Regions from separate parts of the Homo sapiens genome. Here region 2 is linked to region 1. Evidence: chromatin loops called from intact Hi-C (ENCODE). Cell type or tissue: IMR-90. All regions are shown on one strand. Region 1 overlaps LRRC8D (leucine rich repeat containing 8 VRAC subunit D). Region 2 overlaps LOC105378847 (a long non-coding RNA gene).

Region 1 (2,500 bases):
CATACTAACTTTGAGAACTTTTTGAGGGTTAGTGAGGTAAGCACCAGAGCAAGATACTCAGGTTCTTTTCCAGCAATCTGTACCAAACCAGGAATAAGGACTGACAGGCTCCCAGCTGTCTGTCACCAGAGCAGATATTTATGGGTTTATGATCAGAGGTTCTTTTGGTCCCAAAAAGTAACTGGAAAAGAATGTGGCAACTTCCTGGGACCATGGAAAGCTGCTTGGGTGTCAGGGATATGCTATGCCAGGTATATGCTAGAAGAAATACTATTAAATGTCAGTAAACTTAAAAGGAAAATGGTCAAGTTTAATCTAAGATGTCCATTTTGCAGATGGAAAGAAGCAGGGAATTTAAAAATGCAAGCAAAGCTCCCATTACAAATCCTACTAACTGTCTCATAAACTGGATGAAGTTAGGCGATAAAGTTGAACCAAATTCTTCACTCAGTTTGGGATGACTTTCTCTGGAGCCTTTATTAAGGTCTCTTAGCTGCCAGACTGTTTTAGGGACTAATGAAACTATTGTCATTATCCCTTGCTCTTTTTATGTTTCCTCTAAGTTGCTTTCTCAGTAAGGACAGCTTTTAATTTTTTAAAAAATTATTTCCCTTTTTAATCCCCAGAACCCTATAGCAAAAACTCCATAATTATTTGTTAAAGTTTCTAGTAGAGGGTACACTAAGTGGGGTCTATAGATACTGAAGCTCTTGTGAAATTCTGCTGGCCTGAGTTCATGATTTAAGGGAATGCTGGTGATAGCTTGTAGAAGAAACTGAGATTGTATGGAATAAAATGTGGAAGCCATTGATTTTAGAGCCTCTTTTTTATTGTTCTGTGAATAAAATCTCATTTGTAAGCCCTCAAATGTGGGCCTTGACTTTTAGAATTGAGAGCTAGAAGTAAAAACAAATTCACAGCAGTGTACTAACACATTTTTGTTAATTCCTAAGATATTTTGCTTTAGACCTATTAACATATTTAGAGTTATGTTCCTTAGTTCTGAGGCAAATTTGCTCTGTGAATAGCACTACACTAGGAAGAAATCCTAAAAGAGACATTAACATGTAATTTGTGTAAAGTTCTTTTTATATTTCACAAGTTATGAATTTTCTATAGTCCTTTTAAGTGTTAAATGGATTTATAAAAAGCTTTTGGTGGTTAGCAAAATGGGTGGTTTTTGCCTAATGTGAAATCTGAGATTGATAAGTTTTATATAAGGAGTGTTTTTTTAAATCTTGAGATTTTTTATGTAAAAAAATTGTTTCAGTTATTTTTGATATCTAAACCAAAATAGCATTAGAAAGGAGCTATTTTAAAAGTTTAATTTCTTATCATAATCTTTTAAGAGGGAGTGACACCAGTGACTTACGTTTCGTTTCTATATAGAATTATATCAGCTATAGAGTATATTGTATACTTGTAATACCCATAACTATTAACACTTAAATAATACAGTAATACAGAGGCCTATTGGGAAAAAAAAAAAAAAAAAAACTAAATCATTCCTTTTTCCCCTATTGCTTCTGAAGCATTTTTTATTTTCTTTAACTGTATAAATTTTTGATAACTGATTTGGGTGTGCTGTGTGAGTATCTGTGTGTACATACACATATGTGCTTACGTGTCTGTTGAGTGTTAGGGAAGGCTTGTTGTAGAGATGGTGTAGCTCATTATAAACTTTAGTTTGTTCTCATTTGATTTATTTCAATGAAAGATTTGAGAATTTGATCCTCGTAAGTCTCTTGCATGTTCTCCATTTGCCCAGGTTGACCAAGAGGGCTAACTTTTTTCCCTGCAGAAAGAAAGTGAAAGTTGATATTTGATTGGGTAGTTAATTCATGCCTACATGAAAAATTACAGGCCAGATGTGGTGGCTCATGCCTGTAATCCCAACACTTTGGGAGGCCAAGGCGGATGAATCACTTGAGTCCAGGAGTTCAAGACCAGCCTAGGCAACATGGTGAAACCCTGTCCCTACAAAAAATACAAAAAATTAGCTGGGCTACTCGGGAGGCTGAGGTAGGAGAATCACCTGAGCCCAGGAGGTCAAGGCTGCAGTGAGCCAAGATCACGCCACTGCACTCTAGCCTGGACAACTGGAGTGAGACCCTATTTCAAAAAAAACAACAAAAAAGAAAAACTAAGTATAATTGAGTGTTATATTGATTACATTAATCAAGCCATTTGCTTCTTTATACATTAAATTCTTATTTAAATAATATTTCAAAGCCATTTGGCTTCCTTCTTTTAATAGGGGTACTAAGACCTCCTAGTGCAGATAAACTTTTAAAGGTTTTTTTTGTTTGTTTGTTTTGTTTTGTTTTGTTTTGTTTTTTGAGAGAGAGAGAGTCTTGCTCTGTTGCCCAGGTTGGAGTGCAATGGCACAATCTCAGCTCACTACAACCTCCGCCTCCCAACTTCAAGCAATTCTTCTTCCTCAGCCTCCTGAGCAGCTGGGATTCCAGGCATCTGCCACCAAGCCCGGCTAATTTTTAAA
Region 2 (2,500 bases), 59 kb after region 1:
TGACAAGAGCAAAACTCCACCCCCGCCCCCCCACCAAAAAAGAAAAAAGGTAACTATTATTGCTTTTTAGAAAGTTAACTTTGTTGAAATATAGCTTATGTACAATAAACTGAAACCATGAACAGCTGTAGTTTGATGAGTTTTGACAAATGTATGCACTCATTTAACCTCTACTGCAGTCAAACTATAGAAAATTTCCATCACCTTAAAAAGTTCCCTCGTTCCCCTTTACAGTCAACATCACACCCATCCTCAGCCCCACGTAGCTGTTGCTCCACTTTGTGTTACTATAGGCTAGTTTACATTTTTGAGAATTTCATGTAAGAAAAATTATATAGTATGTGCTTTTTTGAGTTTGGCTTCTCTCACTCAGCTTAATGTTTTTCAGATTTGTCCATGCAGTTGCTTTTATCAATAGTTTTTTTTTTTTTTTTTTTTTTGACAAGGTCTCACTTTGTCACCCAGGCTGTAGTGCAGTGGCTCAACCTCCTGAACTCAAGCAATCATCTCACCTCAGCCTCCCGAGTAGTTGGGACTACAAGCTCGCCCATTAGGCCCAGCTAATTTTTTTGTTTTTTGTATCTTTTGTAGAGACTGGGTTTTACTATGTTGCCTGGGCTGGTCACGAACTCTTGAGCTCAAGCAATTGGCCTGCCTTAACCTACCAAAGTGCTGGGATTACCGGTGTGAACCACCGTGTAGGTCCGGTTCATTTCTTTTGAATGCTGCATAGTATTATCTTGTACAGATGAATCACTATTTATTTATCCATTCACTCATTGATGGATATGTATATTGTTTCCATTTTGGTAACATATAAAGTTGCTATGAACATTTGTGCAGAAGTCTTTATGTAGACATATGTGTTAATTTGTCTTCCCTATGAACTTTATAAGAAACTGACAAATTGTTTTCCAATGTGGTCGTACCATTTACATTCCTATCAGCAGTGTGTTAGAGTTCCAGCTATTATATATTTCTAGTTTTAGTCATTCTATTGGATGGATGGTAATATATGATTGTGGCTTTAGTTTGCATATCAATGATGACTAATGATGTTGAGTGTCTCTTCAAGAGCTTTTGACCATTGGTATGTCTTATTTTATGATGTATCTGTTCAAATATGTTGCCATTTAAAAACAGTAGGTTGTTGTCATCTTATTACTGAGTAGTAAGGGTTCTTTTTTGTCTTTTATATTTTCTTTTAATATTTGACTTTTATTAGTATGATTTTCTTTATTTTATTTATTTATTTATTTTTGAGACGGAGTTTCACTCTTTCGCCCAGGCTGGAGTGAAGTGGCACGATTTCGGCTCACGGCAACCTCTGCCCCTGGGTTCAAGCGATTCTCCTGCCTCAGCCCCCTGAGTAGCTGGGATTATAGGTGCACACCACCACGCCTGGTTAATTTTTGTATTTTTAGCAGAGACAGGGTTTCACCATGTTGGCCAGGCTGGTCTCGAACTCCTGACCTCAGGTGATCCACCAGCCTTGGCCTCCCAAACTGCTAGGATTACAGCTGTGAGCTACTGCGCCCGGCCCATATGATTTTCGTTTATAGTTTTTCTCCAGGTGGAAAGAGGTCTTTATATAATCTAGATACAAGTACCTTGTCAAATGAGTGCATTGCAAATGTTTTTCTCAATCTGTGGCTTGCCTCTTAATTTTCTTAACAATGTTTTCCAAAGAGCAACGTTTTCAATTTTAATAAGGTCCATGAATTATTTTTGGAAACATCTAAAAAAAAAAGAGAGAGAGCATGATAGGTTAAATTAGGTCAGTCTAGTTTTAATACTGAACTCATACAAAATTTCAATTCCTTGAAAATTGTCAACTATGTATTAATTAAAGTGTTGGATCAATCAAAACATGCCTTTTTCTTATTGCCTTTGATAACATAATTTGCTGTATTTATGTGTCCTCATGTAGTGACTCTGAAATTTAAATGCTATCTTAAACCTTTTTTTGTTTGTTTTAAGATGGAGTCTCACACTATTGCCTGGGCTGGAGTGCAGTGGTGCTATCTTGGCTCAGTGCAACCTCCGCCTCCCAGGTTCAAGCATTTCTCCTTGCCTCAGCCTCCCAAGTAGCTGGGATTACAGGTGCCTGCCACCATGCCCGACTAATTTTTTTGTATTTTTAGTAGAGATGGGGTTTCACTATGTTGGCCAGGCTGGTCTTGAACTCCTGACCTCATGATCCGCCCACCTTGGCCTCCCAAAGTGCTGGGATTACAGGCGTGAACCTCCAATATTAGCCTCTCAACGTGCTAAGATTACACCCAGCCTCCAATATTTTTTTAATGCCAATGTTTTATGCTATTAATAGATGTATAATAACCAGATAGTTCATCTTAACCACATTTTTTATTTTTAAATAGTTTTTATGTGGATATCTCATTATCCTTATCTAGGCATTCATTGATTTTGAGGGCAAACTATTTTGAGATTTTTAAAATATTTCATTTTAGCCTCAATAAGAATTTTCTCAATGTAGAGA

What was found. Hi-C counts contacts between places; a loop is a spot of excess contacts. Peaks named below come from ENCODE experiments on the same cell type or tissue, not always from the same donor. Only the 100,000 strongest peaks of a DNase experiment are listed, where the experiment ranks them.
Region 2: it touches region 1 in a loop (8-fold over the local background); 4 of 110 quality-filtered maps call a loop at or near these places.

What each region holds. Positions count from the first base shown.
Region 1 is chr1:89,919,220-89,921,719 of GRCh38, forward strand. The region is part of intron 2 of LRRC8D (leucine rich repeat containing 8 VRAC subunit D); the gene reads left to right. Among named protein-coding and RNA genes, the nearest start is that of ZNF326, 75 kb to the right of the region's middle. In IMR-90, no CTCF peak of the experiment used is centred here; no DNase peak of the experiment used is centred here.
Region 2 is chr1:89,977,932-89,980,431 of GRCh38, forward strand. The region is part of intron 2 of LOC105378847 (a long non-coding RNA gene); the gene reads left to right. Among named protein-coding and RNA genes, the nearest start is that of ZNF326, 16 kb to the right of the region's middle. In IMR-90, no CTCF peak of the experiment used is centred here; a DNase peak (open chromatin) is centred at 1,010; H3K27ac peaks cover 207 bases.